Linked DNA regions of Homo sapiens: region 1 is linked to region 2. Evidence: read pairs that join two places in POLR2A ChIA-PET (ENCODE). Cell type or tissue: GM12878. All regions are shown on one strand. Region 1 overlaps FCHSD2 (FCH and double SH3 domains 2). Region 2 overlaps ARHGEF17 (Rho guanine nucleotide exchange factor 17).

Evidence for each region. ChIA-PET counts read pairs that join two places held together with the same protein. Peaks named below come from ENCODE experiments on the same cell type or tissue, not always from the same donor. Only the 100,000 strongest peaks of a DNase experiment are listed, where the experiment ranks them.
Region 1: POLR2A ChIA-PET joins it to region 2 with 7 read pairs; 2 of 35 experiments call an interaction of 5 or more read pairs at or near these places.

Annotation. Positions count from the first base shown.
Region 1 is chr11:73,095,924-73,098,423 of GRCh38, forward strand. The region is part of intron 2 of FCHSD2 (FCH and double SH3 domains 2); the gene reads right to left. Among named protein-coding and RNA genes, the nearest start is that of FCHSD2, 45 kb to the right of the region's middle. In GM12878, no CTCF peak of the experiment used is centred here; no DNase peak of the experiment used is centred here.
Region 2 is chr11:73,324,033-73,326,532 of GRCh38, forward strand. All of the region lies in intron 1 of ARHGEF17 (Rho guanine nucleotide exchange factor 17), which reads left to right. Among named protein-coding and RNA genes, the nearest start is that of ARHGEF17-AS1, 16 kb to the left of the region's middle. RefSeq lists an enhancer at 1,295-1,946. In GM12878, no CTCF peak of the experiment used is centred here; a DNase peak (open chromatin) is centred at 1,159; H3K4me3 peaks cover 478 bases; H3K27ac peaks cover 2,500 bases.

The sequences.
Region 1 (2,500 bases), 230 kb before region 2:
GTTATGCACAAAACCTGCTCACAAACAAAATTGCTGTAAATTTGAAAGACACAACCCTGAGCTACCAACATCTAATATCCTAAAGTGCTATAGAAAAAAACAAAAAACAAAACAAAACAAAAAAACCTTCTCATTCAAAAATAAACCACCATAAAGGAAGAAGGAACGAGGTATCTAAACAGACGTAAAATTTTTAAGAGAAGAAGAAACAGAACAGGAAAAACATGGTAGCAGAAGGACACCCATGAGCAAAAAAATGCTGTCATGAAAGAGATAATATGTAACCAAATATTTAAAATGAATTTTTAAACTTCTTGTATTTAAAAAAGAAAGCAGGCAGGGAACAGTGGCTCACGTCTGTAATCCCAGCACTTAGGGAGGCCAAGGCAGGTGGATCACTTGAGGTCAGGAGTTCGAGACCAGCCTGGCCAACATGTTGAAACCCTGCCTCTACAAAAAAAAAAAAAAAAAAAAAAAATTAGCCAGATGTGGTGGCGGGCGCCTGTAATTCCAGCTACCGGTAAGGCTGAGGCAGGAGAATCACCTGAACACAGGAGGCAGAGGTTGCAGTGAGCCGAGATTGTGCTGCTGCACTCCAGCCTGGGTGGCAGAGCAAAGGAAAGGAAAGGAAAGGAAAGGACAGGACAGGATGAAAGAAAGCATATACCACTTCCAGATAGAATTATAGAATGTCAAACACAAGAGAATAGCAATGGTAAAAAGGTGCATCCTTGTGTTCTTCCTGAACTTATAGGGAAAGTGTTCAGTCTTTCACCACTGAGTACGATGTTACTGTGAGCTTGTCATATGTGCCCTTTAACATGTTAAGGACGTTTCCATGTTTCCCCAGCCTAGACCGTGTCACTACACTCTGGCTTGGGGGACAGCATGAGACCTTGTCTCAAAACAAAAAAAAAAAAGGAAATTTCCTTCCATTCCTAGTTTTCTGAGTCTTTTTATCATGAAAGAGTGTTAAATTATGTGAAATGCTTTTTCTGCCTCTACTGAGATAATCATGTGGTTCTGTCCTTCCTCTTACTAATGTGATGTATTTCATTGATGGATTTTTTTTTTTTTTTTTTTTTTTTTTTTTGATGAGACAGGGTCTCACTCTGGTCATCCAAGCTGGAGTATAGTGGCACAATCTCAGCTCACTGCAGCCTCGACCTCCCAGGCTCAAGCAATCCTCCCACCTCAGCCTCCCAAATAGCTAGAACTACAGGTATGCACCACCAGGCCTGGCTGATTTTTGTATTTTTTCGTAGAGATGGGGTTTCACCATGCTGCCCAGGCTGGTCTTAAACTTCTGAGCTCAAGCTATCCACCTGCCTCAACCTCCCAAGTGGCTCCCTGGGATTGCAGGCGTGTAATCCCACTTGGTCGTGGTGGATAATCCTTTTAATGATTTGCTGTTGGATTCAGTTTCCTAGGTTTGTTTGTTTGGTTTATTTTATTTATTTATTTTTTTTTTTTGCATCTCTCTTCACAAGAAATAGTAGTCTATAGTTTTCTTCTGGTATCTGTTTGATTTTTGTATAAGGGTAAAGACGGCCTCAGAATATGTTAGAAACATTCCCTTTTCTTCTGTTTTTTTGGAATAGTTTTAGTAGGATTGGTGTTAATTCATCATTAACTGTTTGGTAGAATTCACTAGTGGAACCGTCTAGTCCTATTATTTCTTGTGAGGTGTTCTTTTTTTTTTTTTTTTTTCTAATTACTGATTCAATCCCTTCACTTGTTATTGAGAATTTCTATTTTTTTCTGTAATCAGTTTTAGTAATTTGTGTGTTTCTAAGATTTATCTATTTCACCTGAATTATCTAATTTTTGAAGAATTATTATTCATGTTATCATAATCCTTTTAGTTTCTGTAAGGTAGTAGTATCCCCACTGTATTTTCTGTTTGTACATATTTACTCTGTCTATCTATTTTAGAGACAGAGTCTTGCTATGTTATCCCAGTTGGGCTTAAACTCCTGGGCTCAAGCGATCCTCCTGCCTCGGCCTCCAACTGGCTAGGACTAGACTTGCATAGCCCATGGTGCCCAGCTCTTCTTCTAATCTAAGGTTTGCCAATAAGTTATCTTTTCAAAGTACCAACTTTAGTTTCATTGATTCTCTTCATCATTTTTCTATTCTATATCATTTTTCTCTGATCTAACCTTTATTATTTTTCCTTTTGGGTTTAGCATGCTCTTTTCCTAATTCTTAGGGTATAAAGCTAGGTTGTTAACTTGAAATCTTTCTTCTTTTTTAACACAGGCATTTACAACTGTTAAGTTTTCCCTGAATACTAGTTTCACAGCGTAAGTTTTGGTATTGTATATTTTTGTTCTCATTTGTCTCAAAGTATTTTCTAATCTCCCTAGTGACTTCTTTGATCTACTCGTTGTTTAAGAATATGTTTAATTTCTACATATTTGCATATTTTCTGTCCCCTTCTATTAATTGATTTCTAGCTTCATTCCTCTATGGGTAAAGAAAATACTTTATATGATTT
Region 2 (2,500 bases):
TGCCTCCCTTTAGAGAGCCAGACAGAGACCCCTGGCCAGGGACTGGTCTTAGGAAAACGGCCGTGTAGGGCAGAGTCCCCCTCAGCTTCCCAGCCCAGGTGTCAGGAACCGCCTCTGTCCCAGGATACACAGTGATTGCAGCTCCTCTCTGCTTCGGAGGTAACAGACCTCTAAGGCTCTGGGATGTGGAGATGTGGGTGGGAGCCCCCAGTTTGCCCCGTGACCCAATGCTTGATTCTGGTCGGGTGGATCCACCCATGCCAAGCCCTCCTGTTCCTGGCACGAGGTGGAGCCTGGGTACACGTTTATTAAATAAATAATGTGGGGGAGGCAGGAGGAGGACAGCTGAGCCCTGCCCTGGGGGAGCGCCCAGGCTCCTCTCAGCTCCCCTTACCACCCATGCCTATGCCTAGCCCTATGTTGCTGCTGTCCTGGGGACCAGGCAGGTGGAAGCTGGCAGATGGGCAAAGGGTGCCGTCCCGAGTCGGCACTGATTGGGGGTGGGATGGGAAGCAGACACAGGCCCAGAGAAGGTGAGGGTGCTTAGCTCAGGTCACAGAGCCCAGAAAGAGAGAGGTGGTATTCAAACCAGGATAGTCTCACTGGGTTGGAGTTCAGACCCAGATGGTCTGGCTCCAGAACCCGTGCTTAGGCCCCTGGCTTTCAGGACTGCCTGAGTTGGGGGCAGTGCCATCATCAAGGTGGGCACAGAAAGAAAGGGTGGATTTTGCTTTGGACATAGTGATCCTACTGGATTCACAGTCCATGGTCTGAGTCCCAGGAACCAGCACATAGTAGTTGCTCAGTAAATATTAGTTGAATGGCTCAGTTGCACTTGAGAGGCCCTTGGGGAGTGGGAGGAGGTGACAGGCACAGAAGGAATGAGTGTTTCCTCCCTTTATGGGCCCAGGGACCCTTCTCTTGGTGCTGGAAAGCAGCTGAGGTGGGTGCTGGGCTTTCTGCTGGCGGAGAGAACTCAGCCCAGGAGTTTGGGAAGGTGGAGAGATGGGCCACGGGCAGGTGAAGGGGAGACAGGCAGGCCAGGCAGTGCAGTGCAGTCCCGTTTGCAGTATCTGGAAAGCAGATCTCTTGGGCCATGGCCGGCGTGACTCAAATGGAGACAAAAAAACCTTCCATATTTGGACAAAGAGCCCAGAGAGGCCCAGACCCGCAGCCAGCCCAAACCTCCCCCACCCCCAGCCTCCTGCCCTGTCTCCCTCTGGGCCCCTAGCCCTGAGTCCTGTCCCATGAGTTGAACTCTTGGGCCTCAGTCATCAGGTCGCTTCCTGTGTGGCCAGGCCTGGGCTGTGGGTGCTGGGGAAGAAATTTCGTTCCAGGGCTGGGCCCTGTGCTTGGGCTGGAGATGTAGAGAGGAGCCCTGCTGGAGCCTGCGGGCTGGAGGGGAGCACACTGAAACCAACAGTTCCCACACTGTGGGGTAAGCTGACAGCAAACCCCCACCCATCTCAACACAGGCAAAGCTTGAGGAGCATCGCATATAGGCATTGTACACACACACTCTCTCTCTCTCTCTCACTTTCTCACTTTTCAATCCCCAGCAGATTTCCATACCCACAAAGACATCTGTACAGATATCAGGAGTGAGGACCGAGCCTGAGACCTTCCCTGGAGCAAGCTTTGATGACAGCAAAGTTGGAGTAGATTGGGGCAGCCAGATGTCAACAAGTAACATAAACAGGCATTATCCATCTGGAGAGATGTGAACAGAGCAATTTGCTCCTGTACCACCCTCTGAGTGTCCAGCAAGGGGCGGGGCTGGGCAGTGGATGCCAGAGCCTGGTGAGTGGGGAGAGGGCCTAGGCCGCTTCCTGCCTGGGAGCAGACCTTGCTCCCATGGGACAGCCCAGCCATTTGACTGAGAACCGGGGTGTTCACTGTCATTGGTGGATTGACTGAGCCCTGACTGCACAGATGCTTCTACCTTTTCTAACTAGTCTTGGATAATTAACGCTGAAATAAGCTCTGAGTGGCGGGTTGGGGGAACCCAGGGGAACCTTTAAAATTCAATTGCACTGTGGCCCACTGGTGCCTGTATGTGCAGGGTTAGCATGGGGGCCGCAGGGTGAAGGAGAAGGGGTTCCTGACCCAAGAAGCCCCATCTGAGAACTGGGGGTCGAAGGAGGCCAAGAAGGGTGAGGGCAGGGAAGGCTAACTTAGGGCAGTGGCTGGAATCTTGAAGGACTAGCCAGACCTTGACAGGCAGAAATGAGCCAAGGCCCTTCAGGGAGAGAGAACTGCAAAGGTAGAGGCCTGTGATGGAGAAGCCCTGGTGTGTCTGGGGTACCATGAAAGCTCCCTGGTTCTGGAGAGGTCAGGTGGGCCCCGGGAGTTCCTAAAGGCCAGGCCTAAAAGCCTGGACTTGATCCCAGAGTGGTAATTTCCAAGCTCACGGCTGTAATCCCAGCACTTTGGGAGGCCGAGGTTGGGAGGCCGAGGAGGGCGGATCACCTGAGGTCAGGAGTTCAAGACCAGCCTGGTC